Linked DNA regions of Homo sapiens: regions 1, 2, 3 and 4 are each linked to region 5. A link is an interaction called in ENCODE POLR2A ChIA-PET data of the cell type or tissue named here. Cell type or tissue: MCF 10A. All regions are shown on one strand. Region 1 overlaps DST (dystonin). Region 2 holds the start of DST-AS1 (DST antisense RNA 1). Region 3 overlaps DST (dystonin). Region 4 overlaps DST (dystonin). Region 5 overlaps DST (dystonin).

What was found. Peaks named below come from ENCODE experiments on the same cell type or tissue, not always from the same donor. Only the 100,000 strongest peaks of a DNase experiment are listed, where the experiment ranks them.
Region 1: POLR2A ChIA-PET joins it to region 5 with 13 read pairs; 7 of 35 experiments call an interaction of 5 or more read pairs at or near these places.
Region 2: POLR2A ChIA-PET joins it to region 5 with 12 read pairs; 9 of 35 experiments call an interaction of 5 or more read pairs at or near these places.
Region 3: POLR2A ChIA-PET joins it to region 5 with 13 read pairs; 3 of 35 experiments call an interaction of 5 or more read pairs at or near these places.
Region 4: POLR2A ChIA-PET joins it to region 5 with 12 read pairs; 8 of 35 experiments call an interaction of 5 or more read pairs at or near these places.

The regions. Positions count from the first base shown.
Region 1 is chr6:56,746,906-56,751,905 of GRCh38, forward strand. The region is part of intron 4 of DST (dystonin); the gene reads right to left. Among named protein-coding and RNA genes, the nearest start is that of DST-AS1, 95 kb to the right of the region's middle. RefSeq lists an enhancer at 4,981-5,000. In MCF 10A, no CTCF peak of the experiment used is centred here; DNase peaks (open chromatin) are centred at 26 and 2,846.
Region 2 is chr6:56,841,887-56,846,886 of GRCh38, forward strand. The region is part of intron 4 of DST (dystonin); the gene reads right to left. DST-AS1 (DST antisense RNA 1) reads left to right here and starts at 2,100. Exons shown (of 4, transcript NR_125866.1): 1 at 2,100-2,180. RefSeq lists enhancers at 673-1,541, 1,542-2,409 and silencers at 1,493-1,752, 1,843-2,042, 2,383-2,522. In MCF 10A, a CTCF peak has its summit at 2,426; DNase peaks (open chromatin) are centred at 1,225 and 2,405.
Region 3 is chr6:56,610,832-56,615,831 of GRCh38, forward strand. It overlaps DST (dystonin), which reads right to left. Exons shown (of 104, transcript NM_001374736.1): 37 at 3,525-3,653; 38 at 677-765. Among named protein-coding and RNA genes, the nearest start is that of DST-AS1, 230 kb to the right of the region's middle. In MCF 10A, no CTCF peak of the experiment used is centred here; no DNase peak of the experiment used is centred here.
Region 4 is chr6:56,848,998-56,853,997 of GRCh38, forward strand. It overlaps DST (dystonin), which reads right to left. Exons shown (of 104, transcript NM_001374736.1): 4 at 2,400-2,607. The region is part of intron 1 of DST-AS1 (DST antisense RNA 1); the gene reads left to right. Among named protein-coding and RNA genes, the nearest start is that of DST-AS1, 7.5 kb to the left of the region's middle. RefSeq lists a silencer at 2,794-3,088. In MCF 10A, a CTCF peak has its summit at 2,947; a DNase peak (open chromatin) is centred at 2,934.
Region 5 is chr6:56,690,726-56,695,725 of GRCh38, forward strand. The region is part of intron 9 of DST (dystonin); the gene reads right to left. Among named protein-coding and RNA genes, the nearest start is that of DST-AS1, 150 kb to the right of the region's middle. In MCF 10A, no CTCF peak of the experiment used is centred here; DNase peaks (open chromatin) are centred at 1,976 and 2,626.

The sequences.
Region 1 (5,000 bases), 56 kb after region 5:
CTGGACTTGCTCTTAGGCTGATGGCTGCAGGAGGGAAGGCAAAGGGGAGAAGACAGGGGAGGGGTGAGAGTTGGCGAGCAGAGGTGAAGGTGCAACTGGTGATACCTTTTTCAGAGAATGGCTGCCCAGTCTGAGATACAAAACAGTGAAGGCACAGGAGGTCTCTGAAAGGAGAATCAGTTACTGAGAATATAGTCAGAAATTATACTGCGTGAAGAGTCTCCTTGTTCAAAGTTTAATTGCCACAGAACAAAACAAATGGTTTTGTCAGCATTTGTCATGAATCCAGACACAGGACAAGAGTAGAATGGTAGAATGTGCTAGGTAAGCTGAGATGTAAACTACAAATGCCATAAATCTCTCCATACAAATGCTTTTTTGTGTATCTCCTCCTCTACCACTATCTGCTCTCCCAGTCATCAGATCTCCTGCCTTCCTGTAAGTGCAGTTGCTGAGCAGCTGAGGTTCAATCTTATTGTTGGCTGGGATCTAGGGGATCAGGTTCTGCTCTGACAAGGAATTTACTGGTATCTGTTCTCACAATTGGCTAAGAATTGAATATAAAACTCCTAGAATCTACCTTCTCCTACCTGAGCATCCTAAAAACATATAAAGAGATTCCTAATTATAGTTATACTGCTATAACATTTAAGTATTATATATAATCTAACTTCTGCTGATCTGAGTCACTGTTTAAGGACAGAAAGCTTCTGCAACTCTTAATCTGTAACATGCTAACCTTAAGAAATTAGACTTTTTTAAAAGGTTTTCACTATCAGCCTTTCTTTCTAGATTCAGAGCTCTAGATAAGAATATACCCCAAAGCACAGAGATATGTAACTCGATGAAAATAAATTCAATAAGCATCATTTCTACATTATTTATATGTAAGGTAAATCCATTATATTATGAAGACCTTAAGTAATTTGGTGTTTTAAAGTATTCAGTTTTGAAAACTTTTATAATCACTACATATATGTAAGGACATAAACAGAACAGTTTTCACTTTAAAAATCAAATTCATACAAGATACCTTCAAAATTTATTAAAGCAGGACCTCCAGTAACTCAGATAAAAATAAAATCAACAAATTATAAGGAATAAATACAGTTTTTCAAGTTTCTTTGAAATTTTATGACTTGTTGGTTTCTGAAAGAATCCTATTTCTTCTTACCTTTATGCTATTTTCTGTCCCAGCCAATAGCCTACCTGGACAACATATACCAACATAAGTTCATTAAATAAGTAGGTGCCTTTAGACTTCAAAATATAAAAGAATATATATTCCTATATATGGTTTCATATATGGTTATGGTTGTATATGGTTGTATACCCTGTATATGGCTTCACTAGATTGTATTTGGTAGGCTTTGGTAGGCAGCTATGGTAAGGACAAAAAACAAGATTTAGGAATCAGTAGGAGGCAAGGAATCTACATAAACCTAGGTTCAAATATTAGCATCAAAACTGGCTAGCAATTTCAGCTTGGGAAAATGATTTAACTTCTGTGCAACTCAAGTTTTCTCATCTATAAAACAGAATCATAGGTATTACTAGACACCTATTCACACAGTATTCTTATAAGCACTAAATACGATAATAGAGTATAATTAAGATTATGTAGTAGGCTCTCAAGAAATACACTGGCTTCCTAGACACTTCAATTAAATCAGCAAATTCTTATCCAGAACATGCAATAAACGTCAAAATCACAACACTATACACTACAGAATTTCACATCATCTCACAACAATCTTACTACTGTCTTTATGGATCATCATCCTCTTCTTATTGATTTTTTAAAAATAAATTTCAAAGAACATAACCTAGCCCAAGATTTCTGTAAGCAAGGAAACAGCAGAGCTGGAATTTGGCCCGGATATTCTAATACCTTTTCCACTGTACAAAATTAAGAGGTAAGGGTGAATCAAACCCATACAGTCTCCAACATCAAGGAACTAGGACAGGACATAAGATAAACAGATGTGATTTCTTACTATATCAATTCCAGAAAAAGAAAAACCAAAATAAAATGTCCTTGGCTGTTTAGGATCAAGCCGTTCACTAAATAAACTGCATAAAAGTCCCCTATATTGTAAATTAGAAAAAGGTACAGAGAAATTTTCATTCTTCTCAAGGTGATGGTATAAATCAATACAAGGTCAAAAATAAGAGCTTGGGCCGGGCGCAGTGGCTCAGGCCTGTAATCCCAGCATTTTGGGCGGGCAGATCACCTCAGGTCAGGAGTTTAAGGCTGGCCAACATGGTGAAACCTCGTCTCTACTAAAAATACAAAAAATTGGCCAGGCGTGGTGGTGTGCACCTGCAGTCCCAGGTACTCAGGAGGCTGAGGCAGGAGAATCGCTTTAACCCGGGAGGCAGAGGTTGCAGTGAGACGAGATTGGGCCACTGCACTCCAGCCTGGGTGACAGAGTATGACTGTGTCTCAAAAAAATAAAAAATAAGAGCTTGGGAGCTCTTGCCTTTCTCTGATACTGTAGGTTACTACACAGTGGAATGCTCTAATTCCGTTTACCCTGAACATAATCAGTTTTTCTTGATAAGTATGGACTGGTACCATGAATACGGCCTAAGGAATAAAATCAGATATACCTTAATACACGGCCTAATATTCATATAAGAAGTTCCATTTTTCATGAAAAAAAGTGATCTAGAATTCTTAGTAACTACTTTCATATCACTGTGGTCTCTTTAATTTGACCAGGGAGTTTAAGAGTATTTTTTCAGGTTGTGAGGCCACATTTTTTAAGGCAATGGAAATTACAGGTATGATTCACATGTGTAATGCTTTTCATTCCTATAATAGAACAGGGCCAGTCACAGAGTGAGTCATCAGCAGGAATAAATGGGTGGAGAACACCAAAGACAACTGCTCTGAACCACTGGAAAAAATTTTCATTCTGGGTTTGTTCATAATCACATGGCCTCCCACTTAAAGTTGCTTATTTAACTGTAGTTTACAGCTGGTATGGACAACTGCTTTAGTTACAGGATCACCATGCATGCCCCAGTGGGCTTTAGGAACCACACTCAACACAACCACACTAACCCAACACCATCCCAGAAGGGCTCTGCCGCTACCACCACCATCGCTGCACCCCTCTCCCTGCAGCCACACCCAGGAGTACAGATGAGCAAAAGGAAAGGCACACATTAAATGTTAAGTGTGTGGGGTGCCCGCAGACTTCTCTCTGAGGCTTAATTCCTCTTGGTAAAAAGATCTTCAAACCTGTTTTAGCTAAGGACTCATTCTCCCAGTCAATACCCAAAACACAACATGTAAAACAGACAGAGATAAAGTAGCTCTGACTGGAGTCAGAGGAGAAGAGTTTACCCACTAGAGAATATCACCTTGGGTTGATCATCTCCATACCTCAACTTTCTGTATCGTTCCAATTTTAGTATATGTGCTGCCAAAGCAAGCACCATACCTTAACTTTATAGTGAACTCTTGCCTTGTCCACTTGCTTGTCCTGAAAACCAAAGGCAAACTTTGAAGAACTGGACACCTTTCTGAGATCTCCTTACAGACATTTTAAAAATAATATACGCTTCTTTATTGCCTACTATGAGAAGAGTGGTCTCAAACTTTCAAATTCCACAGTCCCTCCTATCTATCTTCATGAGAAAGTAACATAGTCACCTTCTAGTCCCTAAGACAAAAAAAAGAAAATATGCAAAAGAAAAGAAGAGGAAATGCATTTTTCTTTGTTTCCACACTTTTATTAAGAAGTAGATAAATTATCTAACAAAAATCAGGGCTAGTAAAGAAGAAAGAATGAATGATGTGCCAATAGCAACAGACACATACTGAGGAAGTTTTCCTAATAGCTAATTCTGTGTGGTAAAAACAATCACCCTGAGATAGCACTGATGGGAGACTCCACTGGTATAACCTTTCCAGAATTTGGCAATACTGAGCAAAAGCTTTAAAAGTGTTCATAATGTTTTGTGTTCTATAAGCCAATGTCTCATATTTATATAGCACTGACTATATGCCAGGCCCTGTCCCAAGCATTTACATTTTTCACAACAGCAGATGGTTATTGTTCCTCTGTTACAGATTTTAAAAAGAGGCATTCAGAAGTTAAGTAATTTGTTCAAGGCCCCAGAATCCATGCTCTTAACCCCCAATGCTTCAGGTTCTGGAATCTAAAAAAAAATCCAAACTTCAGATGAAGATCAAAACAAGAAAATATTTATTTTAACATTAAATGCAAGTCATGCCTGTTAATAGTCAATATTTTTTAGCTATTATTATTAGCTACTAGTAGAAAAACATCCTAAACATCCAAGAATAGAAAAATTATCAAGTCAGTTATCATAGAGCCACAAAAAAAGATTACGCATTGATTAAATAGACGTCACCAATAGGGAAAAAATGCTTGGAAGTGCCTAAGAAAAAAGATTATAAGGGGATATGCCAATATAACATTAGTAATTAAATGTAGGTGGTAAGATAATCAGTAATTTTTATTTTCATCTTTTTTCTTCCAATTTTTCTTCAAAGAATATCTATTTTTTAACAATTATTTTTTTACAGCAGGCATTCTTGTGATATTTTGGTTTTGAGAATCTCTCAATTTGTACAATACTTTTTAAAATGTGTGACACTACTGCTGGTGTCAGCTTGAACATACAGGGTTAAAGCTGCAATCCCAGGTTCAGGCAGCCATTTAAAATGCTATGGAATTTTTCCCAAGAGATAATAAGCCACTGGGTTCCCTCAGAGAATAGAGAACCACCATGTGGCCCATTACCTACAGACCAAGTGAGCATTTAGCAGCTTCTGTATAACTACGAAATTAAACTTAGAAACTAAAATTTTTTTCCATAATGAAGTAATTTCAAGACTCCTAAAGCCACAGGTATGACTCAGGGATCTGCTCCAGGCCAAAATCATTCCAAAATAAAAGAGAAGAGAGGAGGGTAGAATAGGGATATTATAGAATTTTAAACTTCAGGCATCACCTGACACC
Region 2 (5,000 bases), 150 kb after region 5:
AAATATCACTGCACTTGCTCAGTGGCAGTATTATACACAATAAGAGTCTTGGCACAAAGGAATTCTCATTGTACTGTTTACAAAATTCTACAAGGATTGCAAGAATTTCGGTTATAAAACATATCCTACAAAGAGAGAAAACAATTGTGAGTGTATTTGGGCTTTTTGGGGCTTTGGAATTTTATTGTTTAGTTCAATTTTTTTTTATTTCTACTTTCTACTAATAGAAAAACTACATGCATCATTAACCATATAATACCACTGAAATTACTGACATTGAGTTACCAAACCCAAAGCAAATATTCAAAAGATATAAAACCATCTGAATCCTACCTATGAAATGGGTCACTATTCACTATAAATACTTTAAACCTCTGTGAGCTGCTCTTGAGTTCGGAGTGTTTTGGGAGCCACAATAAAAAGATGGTATACACACACTTAAAAATACATTTCCAGACACAAAAACACTTAAAAAATGGACAGCTGCAATTTGTATTTCATCATTATATTCAACTATGAAGTCCAAGTAAACATTATACTAAAACATAAATATCAGATTGGCATAGAATTTCCTGAACATAAAGGATGGGCAGAAAAAAATCTCAAAATACATTCTTTACATTTAAATTTACAACAAACTCACTAAAGTCTTTTATCCATCACGCTATAAAATAATTTTTACAATATATCAGAGTAAGTATATAGTCACAAACTTTATCAAATAAGAAAGATCATTTTAAGGAAAATGATCTAGTGATGCTGAACCTTTTCTACAGGGCTAACCAATACCCTAGCCAAGCAGCAGCAGCAATGCCTTAGTAATCCCATAGAGAATAATCGGTATCCACCCTCCCAGGAAGAATTATGATTACGCGTAGTGCTTAAGAGCTTTTACAAGGGAGAGAAAACGCAATGTGCTTCTTGGAAACAACCCCCTTCCCCCCTCTCTACCGCTCATCTAAGGGCGTCTCCGGACTGTCGCCCACCCCACCATCCTCCCTGCGCTGGGGGTACTAAATCCCGTGCAAAAAGACCTGGTCCATTCCCAAGACTGGTCCAGACACCTGTTTACTCGTGCCCAAGGAGTGGTGGCTCTGATTAAGGAAAGGCAGCGGTTGCCTCTCTGATCAGTGCCAAGCTCCGCAGCCCCAGGGCAGGGACCACATACCTTTGTACCTCTCCAGGACATCCTCGTAGGCCTGGAGATACTCCTGCTCCTCCACGTACAGGTAAGCAGCAGGGGAGAGGTAACCCGCCATGCCGAAGTTTATCTAAGCGATGACTGACAAATTCCCCTCTCCCCCTCGTAACCCCCGGACAGTATCGCAGTCAGCAAGACACAGCCTTGGGAACTGGAAAAGAGGAAGGAGCAGCACGCTGGGGAGAAGCACGGAAGCCGAAGACGCAGAGCGGGGGCGCAGGGGGCTGCCGGCGCCAGGGCCGGCAAAGGAAACGCCCAGGCCTCCGGGCAGGCCGATGGTGGGCCGCCCGGCTCCGGGAGCCCGAGTCCCTCTCGGGTTTCAGCAGCGGCAAATCTCAGCGAGCCCAGGGGCGGCGACGAGCAGCGCCACGCCAAGCGGAGGAGCGGGGCGTGCGGCGAGGGCGGGCGGGGGCCGGCGGGCGCCCGGACCCTCTGCGGCCGCGCTGACCGCTCTGCTGGCCCTGCACGAGGCGCGTGCTTCGGGCCGGGCCGAGGCCGCGGCAGCGGTGCGGGAGGACCGGCGCGCTGCCTTCACCGGGGATGCTGCGCGGCGCATCTGCGGCATTTCCTGGCCGCCGCGCCGCAGACACTCGCCCGCGCCGGGGAGAGAGGGAGGGAGGAGGGTGGAGGGTGGAGGGTGGAGAGTGGAGGGTGGAGGGTGGAGGGTGGAGGGCGGAGGGCGGAAGGGAGGGGGCGAGCGCGGCGGTCAGCGCCCCGGCTGGCTCAGCTCCGGCCCCGGCGCCTCTCGGCCCCTCCCTCCCAGGCAGAGCCACGCGCCCCAGGCCCCCTCCCCAGGCCCGCCCACCCTGGTGGACCGTGCGGCCAAGCACGCCCACCCCCGGACACTGGCTGCCCGGTCCCGGATCCCCAAGGGCGACGTTTCTATTTGGGATCCACAACAGGTGCCTGAGAAACAAAGCCGCAGATCGCTCCACCGCTGTGCGCAGCCCCCTGCTGAGGGGCCAGCGGCTCTCCCTGGGTAAGGGATGATCGGGGGGAGGGTTGGAAATACTTTCTTCCACCCATCTTTTTGGCGTGGGAGGATTCAGGTCACTCTGTGACAGCACAGGGCAAGGAGGGCACGGGGGTCCGCGTCTAGGGGACATCCCGGGGACAGGGTGAGGAGGCCTCTGCAGGTGGCCCCGCGCATCAGCGCCTGACAGCCGGGCCGCGCCTGCGCCTGAGCTCCCGGCCGCCGCGAGGCTGCCGAGTACCAGCCTGCGGTCCCTCCCTTCTGCCCCCCAGAGCCCACAGGCGCATCTGCTGCTGGGCTCCGCGGCGGGCCTATAGGTTCACAACTGCCCCATATTTATCACCTCCCTCCTGCTCTCTCCTTATTATTCATTCTACATAGTACTAGTATCCATTAAACTGAGTAAAATGGATACAGTTCCCTTAAATTAGATATATGTGTATCATATACTAAAGTGGGTGAGTTTAAGCGTCCATTGGAGGAACCAACTGATACCCAGGCATGTAAATGGATGTGTTTAAGAGTAATGACTGGCCGGGCGCGGTGTCTCACGCCTGTAATCCCAGCACTTTGGGAGGCCGAGGCGGGTGGATCACGAGGTCAGGAGTTCAAGACCAGCCTGGCCAAAATGGTGAAATCCCGTCTCTACTAAAAATACAAAATTTAGCCGGGCGTGGTGGCGGGTACCTATAATCCCAGCTACTCGGGAGGTTGAGGCAGAGAACTGCTTGAACCCGGGAGGTGGAGGTTGCAGTGAGCCGAGATCACGCCACCGTATTCCAGCCTGGGCGACAGAGCAAGACTCCGTCTCAAAAAAAAAAAAAACAGTGAAGTCAGGCTGCTGTACATAGAATCTTCACTCCTTACTGTGTCACATGGGCAAGTTACTTATCCTCTCTGAGACTCTCTTCATCAGTAAAACAGCGATAGTAGTGCCTAACTCATAAAGTTGTATAGTAAATGAAGTTTAGAATAATGTCTGGTGTTATATAAGGATTAGCTGCTGCACCTACTACTTTATTTAGGAGGTGGGGTCTCACTCTGTCATCCAGGCTGGAGTACAGTGACAGGATGATACCTCATTGCTACTGCTATTATTAGATAAATCAGCTGATTGTTGACAGTCTGACCTATGTCAACTTCACGTCTTGTCTAAATCTTCCTTCCCTATTTCCTCCTTTCACATATACTGACCTTTTGCCCTCCATGATTTTTTATTTCTTTGTTAGCGTTGGGTGTTGTGAACTATGGACCATTTTCCATTAATGCTTAGATAGGGATGAGTTCCTCTTGAAAGAAAAAATTGTGTACTCGTGGGAAAAAAAAACTGACTTGAGATAGAACTGGAGCACTCCTCAGCAATTGGCCTACTTCTGTTACTCCAAACAAAGCAAGACCACATCTCTTTTTTCTATCCTGACCACTGGTTTATAATCTGAGTTTGAACCACTGTCCCAGTAAGTCTTTAAGGTTACTAGAGTTTTCTTACAGCTCGATATGCATTTGTATGCACATTAGTTCATAAAGTAACAACCAGGCATCATATGGGACACCTTCTTGAAATAAAAGGGTTAGCAATTAAGTCCCTGAAAGTCATTCATTTACAGACCACACATGTATAGACATAGGTCTCTCAAAAATGTCTCCTTTACAATGAGTAAGGTCATTGAAGGCACGTCTGAGCCTTCATCAGAGACTGACACCCAGTAGCACCCAGTTTTATGAATATAGTCAGCACACAGTAATTTTAATCATCCATTTAAGGAACCAGTCAAAATGAGCAGAAGCAACATTTGGGATTGTTTTTAAAAACAGCCTTTACCCCATGCATTCTTGGAAGGGTAACATTGGGTCAATATGCTAATAATAATAGTGTATTCCATAGAGAAGAGGCAAAAGCGTAGCAGTAAATAGCTTGGACTTTGGAGTAAAGACTGCCTGAATTCAGATCCTAGCTCTACTACTTCTTGACACTACAACCTTGGCAAAGTTTTTCTTCCTTTCTCAGCAGATTCTGAACTGAAAATGGAGAAAATCATAGTACCTACTTCATGGGGTTCTTGGGAGGTCTAAATAGGATACCATATTAAGTGCTTAGAAGAACATCTGGCCATGGGTAAGCTATCATTTATAAAGCATTTGATGTGCCAAGGAGGTAGCAGAATTGTTTGCATTCACTATTATATTTAATCACCACAACCATGACCCTTTGATAAGGAAACTGAGGCTAAGATAAGTTTGGTAAATTGTCCAAGTAAACACAACTAGTCATGGACAGAGAAGGAATTAAAACCAAGTCTGCCTGAGTTCAAAGTCTGATTCTCCTTTGATCCTTCAATTCCAACTTCGAAGAATTTGGATAGGACAAAAATCCTTTTCTTAAAATAGCATTATCACTGACAAACCATGTAACTTTACAGGTAGTTTATGACTGAAAAACCCAACTTACAATATCCTGTAGCTAACAACAGCAGATCTGTATTGCTCATATGTAAAAAGCATTTATACAATGGGTGTTTAAAAGCCCCTTTCCTTATATTTCATTGTTTTATTCTCACATTGACCCTAGGAGATAAGAAGTAAACATACTATAGTCTCAGATTTTAATATGATGAAACCACAACAGATACAAAAGCACTAAAGACTAAAAATGTGAAGTTGGGCCAGGCACAGTGGCTCACGCCTGTAATACTAGTACTTTGGGAGGCCAAGGTGGGCAGATTGCTTGAGCCCAGGAGTTCGAAACTAGCCTGCACAACATGGTGGAAGCCTGTCTCTACAAAAATACAAAAATTAGCCAGGCATGATGGCACACACCTTTAGTCC
Region 3 (5,000 bases), 80 kb before region 5:
GCTGCTATCTGACAGAGGGTAAGGTCTCATTGTTAATCCCAACATGGAAAAGGGACAATAAGGTACCATTTCTCAAGATGAAACTTGTTTAGACTAAAGCACAAACAAAGAGGAAATTTATAAGGGGATTAACCTAATTTGCTAAGGTATACTATAAAGTCATTATGAAATAATCCTAGGAGGACATCCAAAAAGAATTTAAGAAAAAGGTGGATTCCTTCCCTGAGTGAAACACTGACTGAAATATATAAAGTGCTTTGCTGCAAAAAGTAGGGACAAAATATGAGAAACGAGGCTGCCATAGGTCTCAGCTAAGAAAATGAAGACCATATTTATACATATTTTCCAAAGAATAAGTCTCACAGAGTACTACTTAGATTTAAGACTTGACTCGGAGTCTGCACTCTACCTCTCACTTGCTATTAATTCTTACCTCTCTGAGCCTGTTTCCTTATCGGTAATACATGGGGATAATAAGAATATTTCAAAGTTGTAATAAAGACTAAAATTGACAATTAAATTACTAAGTTGATACTCTTTACATTACTATATTAATTGTGATTAGTTTGAGTCCCATATTTAACATTGCAATTAAAATTTACCACCTCTGTTTTGCTGAAAGCTTTTAAGAATACTTCCCCACTTAAAATAAAAGAGCTAACTACAACCAACATACTTGTCTCCATGTTTTGCCAAAAAAAGCTGTATAGTTTGAAGTGCTTCCGATAATTGTTCCTTCTTGGTTGATATTTCCTCACTGGAAATCTGTAAGGTAAAGAAGGCACATTCAAACTCTTCCTCCAAAAGGAGTAAACAGTATTTTTTTTAAAAAAAAGAAATTAATCAAGCTTTAGTCAAGACCCAAGTCTATTTTCTGGGTGACCCAAGTGAATAACCTATCAGTTATTAGCAGTCTATAGAGCTAGATAAGAGTATTTTATTTAGAATCCGTAAGGAAAGCTCCTCTCTCTATCCTTAATGCCGTCATTTTCAAGAGAAAATAATACATTATACGTTTCCTGCATCTGTCCTAGTCCAGCCGTGGATAAAGGTGGCCTCCACCCGCAGGTGGGCACTCAGCACTGGCCCAGTGTCATCCTTGCGCACTGCAGTCCTCAAAAAGACACATGACTGTGGGACACTACTTCCAAAGGGCATCTTCCTTCTGCCAAGCTCCTAGACACAATGTTCCTTTTGAAAAAATTATGGTGAAAGTAATAATCTGTAGGTATGCAGACCCAGAATAAAGAATTTCTAGCTGAGAGCAGTGGCTCATGCCTGTAATCCCAGCACTTTGGGAGGCCAAAGCAGGCAGATTGTTTTGAGCTCAGGCGTTTGAGACCAGCCTGAGCAACATGGTGAAATATTGTCTCTATGAAAAATACAAAAAGTATCCAAGTATTGGTGGCTCATGCCTGTAGTCCAAGCTACTCGGGAGGCTGAGACAGAATTGCTTGAGTGTGGGAAAGGGAGGTTACAGTGAGCTGAGGTCGTGCCACTGCACTCCCACATGGGCGACAGAGTAAGATCCTATCTAAAAGAAACTTTTTAACTATTGAAAAAAAGAACAAATAATTTCTAATGCTAAGACCCACTTTGTAAAAGTCATCTGTGACTGTCATCTGTCAGAGAAATAAAATTGATCTGTTTGGGGAAAAGCAAGAGGTCACACACTTTCTCCTAATTCCTCAGTGTATCATTTCCAAATCCCTTATTTCAGAAATTAATTGCCATTCTTTTAAATTAGCAGAAATAAGAGGAAATAATGGGCCAATGAAAAGATATATTTTCCCCCATGAAGTCTATTTAGAGTCAATTTAAAGTTTATTTTTCATGACTATAATCATGAGGCTGCATTGATTTTTGAAGGACATACTTATATTAACTAAAATTTCCTTTAACAGAACGACCATCAGCTGTTCTTAGACAGTTATAATTAACGCCATTATCTGCATTAAGAATGTATCTAGGGTACTAGGTCTAAATCTGACTTAGTAATGTTTTAGAGAATTTAAAACTAAAGAATGTCTACAAAAAAATTTTTTTTAATTAGCCAGGTGTGGTGGCATGTGTCTGCAGTCCAGCTACTCAGGAGGCTGAGGCAGGAGGATCACTTGAGCTTGGGAGGTTGCGGCTCCAGTGAGCTGTGATCATGCCACTGCACTCCAACCTGGGTGACAGAGCAAGACCCTGTCTCAAAAATATATATATATACACATGAAACTACAGAATATAAAAATACCAAGGGTTTATAATCAAAATTTCTCAAAAGAAACTAACTCTCCCAAGGAATCTTTGTTAAGCTTTATGTCCCCATTTTAGTTGTCTTCCTATTTAATGAGGGGGGAGAAGGATATTTTACATGAAATATATATATTAAAATTACTTGAAGCTTTTTGGTATAAAGCACCAAATGCAAGTGCTTTCCCACATCTCCCACATCCCACATATATAGTATGTAAGACTATGACTGAATACTTCACTTCAACTGAACAACTTTTCAAGTATATACTCTGGTCTGTAAACTTCTCCAAGAAAGAACCTCAAATAAGGAACACTTGCCTCATATCACAGCCAAGTAAGACAAGGCACTGGTGTTCTCCCCTATTTAGTCATGTCAACAATGTCTATTTTAATAGATGACAAGTGAGTACTGATGCAGAGCTAGAAGTGGGAGCTAAACATTAAGATTGGATGATAGCCTTGAAATTTCTAAACGTCAGACAAGAGCAGGAGGGCAGTGTAGGAAAGTATTCCTTGAGAAAAACGCTTCTTATCTTAGCGGAAATTTATTTTTTTAATACAGCAGCAATCCCACTGCTATCACCAGCGGCAGCAATACTAAAATGTACACCCCAACTACCAACATCCTAAGAGCTTTAAGTGGTGCAGTCCAAGGACATCTCCCAAGCTGCGGCCATCCAACTAATCCTAAGCAGTTGGGATACAGAAGATAGCCCGTTAAGACTAAAGAATTCACTAGGATAAGGGATAGTATCTAGAATTTCCAGTGATTGACTGTAGACACTTCCTTATGAGATAGAAAAGACCCAGAAAAGCACAACTAAAGTCAATAATCAAGAATGTTAATATCCTGGTTTGTATCTTCATTGTTCTTGAAACTTTTTATGTTTACATCTGTAAGAATAAGACGGCATATCTTTATGACATGGAGTGCATGGATCTACTCTAGACATAAAACAGAATGACTCTGCTCTTCAGCTATTCTTATTGTAATAATCAGGAAGCAGACCTAATTATTAGGAAAAGCAGCATACTGTATTCGTTTACTAAAAATAAGAACAATATATAACGTTCAGGCTTTGGAATTAAACAGCTTCTTCTGCCACACACTAACTTTGATTCTTTGGGCAAGTTATTTAATCTTTCTGATTTGCATTATATTGGGCTATAACAATGGGAAAATTAAGGTAAAAATTAAACATTGTGCTAGGTAAACTGTGTCAACTCAGTTAACGTCCCTGCTATTATTATTATTATTAAACCAGGACTTCTGTGAATACCTTTTGCTTAGAGAAGGGAGGTTTTCCAGCCTTCTCTGCATCTTTCAATGTCTTGCTGATATTTGATACCCATTTTTGCAATTCTTTGGCTTTTTCAACATGTTCTTTCTTTTCTTCTTCCAGTGACTTCTGACAGTTGTGAGCGGTAAGAAAAATATACACTGCATTAAATGACTTAGCTATTAAACTGACCTCTCCATAGCAAACAAGAATGTAAAAATTTTTTTTCATCACACACAGGTTACTAAAACATTTTATTCATTCACTTAACCATATTTACCATGTCACATAGCAGATGCACCTCCAAAATGTTTATGGTAGCAAAGAAAGCTATGGCATACATTCCTTAATGATTGGTCTAACCTCCCAGCTGTTCCATCAATGTTACAAATTTTAAATCTCAACTTTATTCATGAGGCACTAGAAGATCTTTGAATTGCTGCCTTTGCATTAGCATTACAATCCTAATTGTCCTGACAAAAAGGTACCATAGAAGGCTGATAGAATAGAGAACGTCTACTGTACATGTAAGGAAAATACACAGAATGAAGAAAATCCTTCCCCTCCTCCAACACATAATATTCATAATGTTAGCTTTCAAGTGCGAAGACTTAACTAGAAATGGGACATTGTGGTAAACATTTTAATATGCAAAGAAGGTCACTATATACAGAAAAAGGCAAAACTTTTTCATTTTTTGAAGCAATCTAAAACACTGCAGCTTGAAGGCTGTGGGAACGAATTTATATCTTTCTCTTTGATTCCATGGTGCTTCATGACGTGCTCTTTCAGCGAGTGCAATTTATCATTTAATAAATGATCACTATTCAATGAAGGGGAGTTCTGAAGAAATGACACTGTGAACTTGGAGTTCATCAAGTTTATCCCACATTCTACGTAAAAAAAAAAACATTTTAGTGTGGCCAAGTTTCAAAAAACCATTCTCAAGGCTAAATGAAACCATTTGAAGGGCATTAAATCTTATGTAATTTTCAATTTAAAACTTACTCTATTTTGAGCACTTAGCAATTTGCAGCCCTCAAGAAATAGAGTATGTTACATAATTCACAGACTGCATATGTAGCCGATATCATCATACTCTGAAAAAGTGGCATGAACCAGCCTGCATCACCCCTTGCACAGTTATTTAAACATGTCCCATTAGGAAGAATAGTAGAGGCTAGAAATTCCTGTCATCAGGGGCTCAGATACTTCTAACAGTTTAAGTCCTGTGTGGAAATCAAAATCAGCTTTTTCTAAGGCTTCTTTATATGTCAACTTTCTTTTTGTCTGAGGGCATATTATATTTCTGACATATGACTTTTGATCTTTGAGTTTTGTGGCAATGAGGACATCTATAATACCTACTTGGAGAGCCTCTTCTATTGATAACCGAGAGTGAACCTGTGGCTCTATCAACCCTCCTGTCAAGTACTGAAATTCCAAACATCGGATTCCCATTTCCTTATTTATAAT
Region 4 (5,000 bases), 160 kb after region 5:
CACTGCACTCCAGTCTGGGTGACAGAGAGAGAATCTGTCTCAAAATAAATAAATTAATTAAATTAAATTAAATCATATGCTTCCCTACTGTTTGTTGTTTCATTTTATTTTTTTCTGCTTTTGAAGAATTCATGCAATTTTTTTTTTTTTTTTTTTTTGAGACAGAGTCTTGCTCTGTTGCCAGGCTGGAGTGCAGTGGCAAGATCTCAGCTCACTGCAACATCTGCCTCCTGGGTTCAAGCAATTCTCCTGCCTCAGCCTCTAGAGTAACTGGGACTACAGGCACACGCCACCACGCCCAGCTAATTTTTGTATTTTTAGTAGAGACGGGGTTTCACCACATTGACCAGGATGGTCTCGATCTCTTGACCTCATGATCCGCCCACGGGGGCCTCCCAAAGTGCTGGGATTACAGGCATGAGCCACGACACCTGGCCTGTAAATTCTAAAGAATGGAATTTTGAGATCCCCAGTGCATCACCTGCCACCAACTTCACAGCTATCCCTACAAACTCAGTGAACATTTTACAATTAACAAGCGATGGCCCCTGCATCAATGACTCCACAGTCTACTAATAGCATCAGCACCTTCATGTACACTGCATCCCATTAGAACATAGAGTTCTTCAATATCTTCCCCACCTGCAGTGTACAATGATGGTTAGTACTACCAATTTCTCATGACTTCCTGCCCAGTAGAGTTTTTCCCAATTTATCTAATTTCATTCCCCCTAACAAACACCTGCCCTGTCTTTCTGTCATAACTCCCTCCTTCATTACTGAAAGCAAAATATCCATCTCTGCCACTACTATCAAAACTCTCAGCCCAGAAGCACCTTCTACCTTCCAAAAAATACATAGAACAGGTATCCCATTTTGATGCCCTAAGTGGGCCATCAGCCCCCAGTAACTTCTCACTCACACCCTCCTTTCATCTATCTTCCCTTTCTGCTGAGTCAAACATCTGGTATGGGCAGTGTCATCTGTATAGGCATTCATTTCGCTGGAGCCTCAGACCTGCGGGAAAGTTCTCAACAGGGCAAGGAGGCAGGCCTCAGTGACTAAACATTTTCTGGTCTGCCTTGACTCTCCAAGTCTACCCCTGCTCACTCTCAGTCTCCATCCTCCCTCCACCTCCCCTTTCTCACTCCACCCCTTGCTCTTCAAAGGCCTGGGTGAGACCAGCCAGCATCTCACAGCGGAAGCCAGAAGAAGCTCAAGGCTGTTGCCCCAGAAACCCTGACTAGAGAATGGCTGGCTAGGCACTGTTTGTTTTTCCCGTAATCAGAAAATCCCACTGGGGGGACAAAAAGGGGGTTCTCAGCTGCCTTGATGGCCGGAATCTGGGCTGGTCCCCTCCAGCCCCCTTGGAGGAAGAGAAAGTACCAACTTTGCAATACAGTATAGGAGGCAAAAAAAAAAAAAAAAAACAACTGTGGAAAGGGACCCCCAGAGTTAAGAGTGGAAGAGAGGGAAGGAAAGGAAGCCTGAACCACTGGATGCAGAAACAAACTTAAAGAACACCTGGCCTTCTGCCTTTGCAAGAAAGTCCCCAAGGACACATTCCATCCTGCCCTGTTACCATTTCCAAGAAAGAAAGAAAAAAAAAATATTGAGGGAAGAAAGGAACAACACCCCTGGAAGCACCTCTCATGCACAGGACACATACACACAAACCACGCAGGGGTTGGAAGGTTGATTTCCACAGTGTTCTCAGCTTTCAGCTGGGTAAAACAAGCCATCACTTCTGGTTCAGCTTTTAGGGCCAATGCAAGGGAACACCGGGTAACACAGAACAGAAACATTGGCACATCTCATGTATTAATTAATCAGGAAGGCGTGATGGCCAAACCCTCAAAAGCACTAAGGACAGAAAGCTGCTATGGATACAATGATGCAGACAGAGATGCTACATTTAAAGAAAAACAACATCCAAGTTGCTGGAATATGCTTTGCAATCCTGGGTACCAAAAACCATGGATCTTCTCAATCTGCGTAGCTCAGTGCCCCTGGGCAAAAATGAAAATAAAGGCTGCTCACTTCCAGCTTCCCGCAAATATACTAGCAATCACTGGAGCTAATACTTTCAGAATGTTATGGTAACTAATGCAGTAATTAGGAAAGTTTAGTGCAAATGTCTGTAAATATTTCCTTGCATTTCAAAGGAATCGATTCGTCCAACCAGAAGGCAGGGCCAAACAGCTTAGTCACCAGCAGGCAGGGCAAATGGCTCTATCGGTAAAACAAGGCATAAAGTAAACATGGTCATCATCCTCCCCCACCTTGAGCACAGATTCCTGCCCAGTGCATCAGCTCCCGCTATGGCCCCCCAGGAGGTAGATGGGCGAATTTCCGCAACTCTCTTCCCCCACTCCATCCCCTTCCCCAGATGCTCTTACCTGCTATCCGAAGCACTGCCCTCTCGGCAGGGTCCAGCACTGAGCCCCCTTGAATCTTTCTTTTCGATCTCTCATGTTTAGGCAAATTCCAGGGTAAGGTGTCTCCCGGAGCTGGGGATGCGGAGCCAGATTTCTGGCTGAAATCATCCTCATCGGAAAAATCCGCAGAGGAAGACATAGAGCAGCGATAGGACGCGTTCCCGGAACTCTACAGAGAATGACACAGAAAAAGCATTAACAGCAAAATACTCACATATGCTCAATGATTTAAACATCTCCCCCACCAACCACCGCCGCCCTCCCTGCCCCCAAACTGGGTCTGGCATATCCTGCACCATCCTCGGAGCTGAGGGAATATGCAGAAACCAAAAAAATAAAACCCGGAGCTCACCATCTTTTCTTGGCCAAGTCTCCAATCGTAAAAACAATACACAGGCAGTTTCAATACATGAAGATTTGCACGGAAGAAGTGTGTGGCCTGTGGTCCGGCCACCAGCTCACAAATGACTGGCCCAACAATGAAGCCAGAATCAACAGCCTTCCTGTTACAAACCTATAGTATTTGGCTCCCCCACCAGGACAGTAGAAATATTTTCCATTACTAGCCTGCTGCTTAATTCATCAATGCAACTAACTCGAAGTTTCGAAAACAAAGCACAAATGCAGGATGTTGAGTCCCAACTCCTTTCCGCTTCAAGTCACCTCACCACTGGAGACTCCGTTCTGACCAGTTTTAAGCCCCTGTCCTCTTTATTTAATTTTCTTCATGAGACTGAAGCAGGTTCCCAGAAAAGAGCAAGGAGGGAGGAAGGGCTGATTCTGAGAAGAGCCTTTTCTTAAGACTGGGAGAACACAAAAGACTGTTTTCAGAAGCCTATGGCAGCACCAATAAACAAACATCTGAACTCGGTTTAGAGTTCTCAAGATAATTTAAACTTCCAGCAAAGTAACAGCTGCCAATAATGTAAATGAGAATGATGCTGCGCAGTGACAGGAAACAGAGCTCTTCTCAGCTCCTGGTCATTACACAGTGAAATGAGAAACAGGATGCTTTTGCCAAAGCACTTTGCCTGAAGGTTAGTCCTCCCTTCATCTAGCTGGAGCAAATCTGTAGGGTCATGTCTTGCATAAAAGTGTTAATATCTTCCATAGAGGGAAAAGGCACAAGATGTTATTCCTTCCTTCTTTGTTGGGTTGTGTTTGTGATTATTTACAGAGCCACTGGCTTACTAAGGAAACAAGGATGTTGACTATCTCTGCTGCAAAATTATAAACATAACGACATATCAAAAGGAAGTCTTGACTTTCCTACTGAGAATTCTACTTCGCTGAGACTCATGGTAAAGATGCAAAACTGGTATAACTCGAATTCCTGAAATGTAACTTGCAGCCATGGATTCCTAAGAAGCAAGTTACAGGCAGAAATCAGTGAGGCATGCTCCAATTTGAGCAAAAACACTGGGCTTCCCACAAAAGCAGTGGCAACTGCAGCACAAACAGGCTGTGTGAGCCACATCCCAAAACACTCACCCTAGGTACGTGAAATAAACTCTAATTGCATCAGGACTACCAACCTTACCTCAATCTGTTTAGGCCTGTGGCTATGCATGGTCAACACCATTATTTTATTTTATTTATTTTTCTTTTTTGTGGGCACATAGTAGGTGTAAACCCCATTATTTTAGAAGTTCACGTAATATTTCCCACAAAGTGAGGTATGTAAGACGTAGCTCTCTATTCTTTCCCCCCAAAAAAGCTGTCTTCCATTTTATTTTACATAAAATTTCATCATCTTGGCTAATTTATTTATTTACAGTCTGTATATTTTTCTAATGACAATAAGGCATTAGGCAAACTTGAGGCAAAAAGTAAATAAAATTGATTTTCTGTATTGTAGCTACAATCCATAGGGAGTTGTGAGTGGCATTAGGTCAGTCACAGCATGCTATTATCAACCCAGTTTATTTTCCATGCTTTTCTGAAAATCCATCTTGAGCTTTCTGAGATTTTGTTTTTGGCTGGCTCTGCATAAAAGGGTGACATTCTTAAAGACTTTTAAGAGGGTATTGGGTTTCTTTGGCTGCTTTCTATCTTCCTAAAAATGGCTTCCTATCTGTCCTTATTTAAGGTCATCCTTTATCTGTGAGATTATATTTCTTGTTACCTGTACTATTTTAGTGAGGATAGTAATTTGATTATTTATCTTTACAGACAGACTTGGAGAATAACTGTTAAAGAACTGCTCCTTTCCAAAAACCACTGGTTATTGATTTTTGTAGAGTAAATTTTTTTAATGGCCTGAGTCTCAGCTGATTGAACAACGAAATGTGATTTATGCCACGACATAAACACCATTAATCACTCATAGCCAGATGGGAACAGTTACCACCCATGGACCCATGGGTGTTGACTGGTGCAGCCTCTAATCTGGTAGTGTCATTGGTAAACAGATAAGAGAGAAAAAGAGGAAAAGACAATCAACAACACTTCTTTCAACAATATATCATAGGAAAATATGGACCCCACACACACACACAAACTGAGGGAAATCATACATATTTATATGTGGCAAAGTCTCTCCCAGGCTACATGATCCAAGTG
Region 5 (5,000 bases):
CTCATTTGCAACTAATTCTCCAATGAAAAATGTAGAATCCAATGCAAGATAAAGAGTTCTGTGGAAGTTTCCAACCAAAGATAATTAAGAAACAGAGTCAAACACCTCCAAGGTAACAGGAAGAATGTCCTAAGAGGAATAGCTAAACTCTTGATTTGGACTCTTTGTGTGCCACAGAATAAATAAATAGTCTTTATCTGAACTACAGGGACATGAGATGTCAAACCCTTCAGATAATATAATGACTACCCATTCAGCTTTAACCTAGAAGACGTCAGGCTTTATATACATTGCATTACAGTTATTTCGCAAATCTGACTGGTCAGTTTATGACTTATTTCCACATATATTTTCCATTGAAGGAAAGGCTAATGTACCACTAAGGAAACAGATTATAAAAATTTCCATTAATGCAAAAATGTACAGCTTACTTGAAGCCAAATTATGCTGGAAAACATATGTGAAATTAAACCAAGTGCTTATATTCATAAACATATAGTAGTCAAGTAGTTTTCTTTTGCACTAGGCTTTATGACAGAGCTACATAGATAATGACACAGACTGAATGCTTTCTTTTTAAAATATAACCACTGTAAAATATAAACAGAACTGATGGCATAATATTGGCAAGGTGTAGCGGTGTATATAAACAGGACACCTTCAGGAGAACTCAGAAACCAAGGTCAGTGATGATGGCGCACACTAACCCTCATAAAACCTCATTCTATCATTATGCAAATGATCTCTGCTCATTGATACAATGACCTTGCCAAGAATGTTTAACATCACAAATATTCTTTATGTTCAGATTTTTTATTAAAAGATAAAGTTAGGAATAGCTTAAAGAAAAAGCCATCAACTCCTGAGTAGTAACATGTAGAGGTTATGTGGATAATACATTTTTTGAGCAATTAAATAAATACCTATCTAATTATATTTTAAAGACAAGTAAAAACCCCAGATAAGTAACTTGTCTAAAGCTAAATATCAGTGTTAGGAATAAAGATCTCAACTTCCTAGTAGTCTGTGTCATTTTCAAATTCCTATGGCATGCTACCCTAACAATTTCTGATTTTAGACTGGGGCTGGGGAATAACATAAAGGAAAAGATGTACCCTAGCCCTCAAAACATATGCACAGAATTGACAGCAATTATGTGAATGTTTCTGCACATGAAAATCAACAGAGAACCAGAATCTGGCTTTTCAAACTCATGAATCAGCAAGTCGGTATTGACTGATAATTTTACAGTATCCTATTATTTGTTACAAAGCTATTGTCTTCTCATGACTATTTCTAATTGAACTTTTACCTACAGTCCAACTAAGCTTCCACAGGCTATTCCACAGGCAAAGTCAAGAATCATGAACCAGAAAAATTCAAAAGATATGCACTCTCTTACTGTAGTGCTTTTTAAAGTCTTCCACCAATAATGAAAATGTACAGGATTTTTAGATTAAAGTGTGGTCAAAGAATGTGCACAGCACAAAAATAAAATCATAACAATCAAACCTGAGGCTACTAACAAAACGCAACAGAAACTCTATGGCTTTTACATACACTAATATGAAAATAACTTTATAAAAGACAAATTAGATGTCAGTCTGATGTGAGCACCTGGAACACTTATTTACTTGAACTCAGACTCCACATTTCACTTACCTCATTTCCATCTGTGTCCTTAGAAACAGAGGACATACTAGTATAAAGGGAATGGCATCTCTTTTTTTTAAACTGAAAATGCTGTGTTGCATGAGGGCAAAATCTCTCAGTGTTTTGCTTTTCTTGAATACTGCTATAACTTTTTGGTGGGTCTTCAGGAAACCCACTTTTTTCGAGTGATCTTTCTATACCCGAGGGAATAGAGCTTAAGCTGGCTGCCTTTCGGAAAGAAAAAACATCAGTTTTTTCCTGGAATGTTATTTCGCTTGTGTTGACATCATCTAAATGTTTCTTCCTCTTTGCGCAATATGGAGTGCTGTCTTTTTCTGAAATCCTTTCATCCAGTTCACTAACTTTTACTTCTGTTTCACTGTCTTTAGCAGGAGAAGTGTTCACACAGTCAGACCAACTGCTTACAGCACTCGGCAGAAGTTTCTGTTTAACGCTGTCAGCTACAACTTCTGTCTTCTTTTGCTGAATACCATCTCCCAGTGCAGAGTTTAGGGTAACAGATTCCTGCTGTACCAGTCCCCTGGATAAAGGAGCTGGCTGTTCTTTTGAAGGCTGACTGCTGCTCTTCTTCTTGCCTTCATTTTCATTGTTTGCCCCAACTGACTCTTTGTCACCTCCAGTTTTTTTGATCGGTTTTCTTCTGAAATATTTTCTTCCAGGAGAGTATTTTTCAGGGTTCAAAGGAGTTTTGGCAGGATCTACATATTGTTCTTCTTTCTCAGCTCTTACACATCCACAGACATTCCCCATTTGATTTGTAGGAGATCACAGCTCCATAGATTCACTCATTTCAAAATCCAGAGCTTACTTAGATCCTCTCCATTAAGTCTGAAAATTCCACTCTGACATCTGTTCCACACAGACTTTATGACCATCCTCTTCAGTCTGAGGCCATTTTGCTTATGAGAAAGGCACACACAAGAAATGCCGTGGCATCCTGCCCAGCCGGTCCGTGTCTCATTAGACACTGTGGCTTATTTCTGGCCACCAATCCTCTTAGACAAACATTACTGCTCACTGTCAAATTACAACACTGATGAGCTCTCAAGGCAAACCCTTAGCTTCACTGTATGAGAAGATTATGACTGTTTTTAACCTTCGGTTTTCTGAAATGCAGATACACTAATGAAGTTTGCACTTAACCTTTGAAACTATTTGGTGGTTCAACGAATGAGAGCAAAAAGAAAGCAAACACCAGTCAGGAGAGATTTAGGAAAGTGCCCTTCAAATTTGGATTCAAAGTGCCTTTCAAATTGAATTTCAGAGACTCTCTACCCTCTACCATATATTTTTTTTTCTTAAGAAATACCAACTAATTTTGGTACTTGCACACAAACACATCAAAAGCTCAAAGATCTCTGTAAATTTTATTAAGACTCTTATTCAAAACAAGTCATAAAAAATAATAAGCTGATTCAATAGCTAGCAGGAGAGATAAGTGCTAAATGCTTATAATTCTCTAATAAAATTGTTTCTAAAAAAAATCAATCTTTTAAAATAGTTTATAATACTTTTCAAATAATATAAATTTCCAAGCCATGACCTTATCTAATTATTAGGACTTTAATGTGATACCAAATAGATAAATTATATAATTTAAAGCATGAAAGATTTAGCAAAAGGAAATATATGTGCATTCATATATATATATATACATATATATATATGTAGTTAAACTTTATATGTAACTTTTATAATCATACCCTAGTTAAATATTATACAGTTTTTATGAGGGCCTTGCTGGAAAAATAATGAATCAGTATGAGACTTGATTATCTAAGGTGTGCATATTTCTAACACTGAGTCATAGATATGGTAAAAAAAAAAAAAAATTAGAATAGCATGAAATGGATTTACACATAAGTACAAATCATTTCACTACTAAAAAAATTAATAATTGCCTTTCACTAGGTAGTCTTTAGACTGATCAAAAGATGGAACTCATTATATTTTACTAAGTAAGAATACTCAGTTAGTCAAGTTAGCAATGATACTGTAGATGTTTGTCAATAACAGATCCTGCATTGTAAAATTTTCCTTAATCATTTAAAAACATTCTCCGGTAGCAAAAACTGAACATCCCAGAAGAGAAGCTGGTAAAAATAAGGTCCCAGATTTTTTTTTGTTTTTAACTTGATTTTCAGTGTATTCAAAGGTAATGAGTGGTACATTATTCAAGAGACTATAAATGTATAATGGCTGATATTTGTACTAACATGATGGAGGGGCAACCAGTGATCTGCACTCCCCCAATCCTTCCCTCCATCTCTGCTGATGAAGTTTAGATATTTGTCCCCTCCAAATTCCATGTTGAAAATGTGACTCCCAATGTTGGAGATGGGCCTAGTGGGGGGTGTCTGGGTCACAGGGGCGGCTCCCTCATGAACGGCTTTCGGCCATCCCCACAGTAATGAGTTCTTACCCACTTAAGAGTTAGTTGTTTGAGGCCAGCAACGGCAGTTCATGCCTGTAATCCCAGCACTTTGGGAGGCCGAGGCAGGTGGATCACCTGAGGTCAGAAGTTCAAGACCAGCCTGGCCAACATGGTAAAACCCTGCCTCTAATAAAAATAGAAAAATTAGCCAGATGTGGTGATGCGTGCCCATAATCCCAGCTACTTGGGAGGCTGAGACAGGAGAGTCACTTGAACCCAGGAGGTGGAGGTTGCAGTGAGCCAAGATTGCACCGCTGCACTCCAGTCTGGGCGACAGAGCGAGACTCCCTCTCAAAAAAAAAAAAAAAAAAAAAGAGTTAGTTGTTTGAAACAGCCTGGTACCTCCTACCCCTCCTCCTCCTTCTCTCTCTCTCTTACCATGTGACAATCCTGCTTCCCCTTTGCCTTCCACCATGACTGAAAAATTTTCTGAGACCTTACCAGAAGCAGATGCCAGGACTATGTCTCTTATACAGCCTGCAGAACCATGATGATCCAAATAAACCTCTTTTCTGTTCTTTATAAACTACTCAGCCTCAGGTATGCCTTTACAGCAACACAAAATGAACTAATACACCTGCCAAACTAAGCAGCTGTCCATTTCTAGGCCATATACACTGCTACCTCTCCCAGAAATGGCCCAACTTAGTCTGCCTGGTTACTGGCATTCATCTTTCAAAGCCTATCTCTAGTATCTGTGAAAATTTCCTACATTCTCTAAAGCCATTCAGATCCCACTACAATGCTCCTTTCCCATACATTTCTATTTTCATTTATATCACCAATAATATTCATCACCCTATGTTATAGTTAATTTCATGGACACTCTCCCAATAAACAGAACAATATACTTCATTACCTTAGTATCTCTGGATCTAGCATGTGGTGGCTA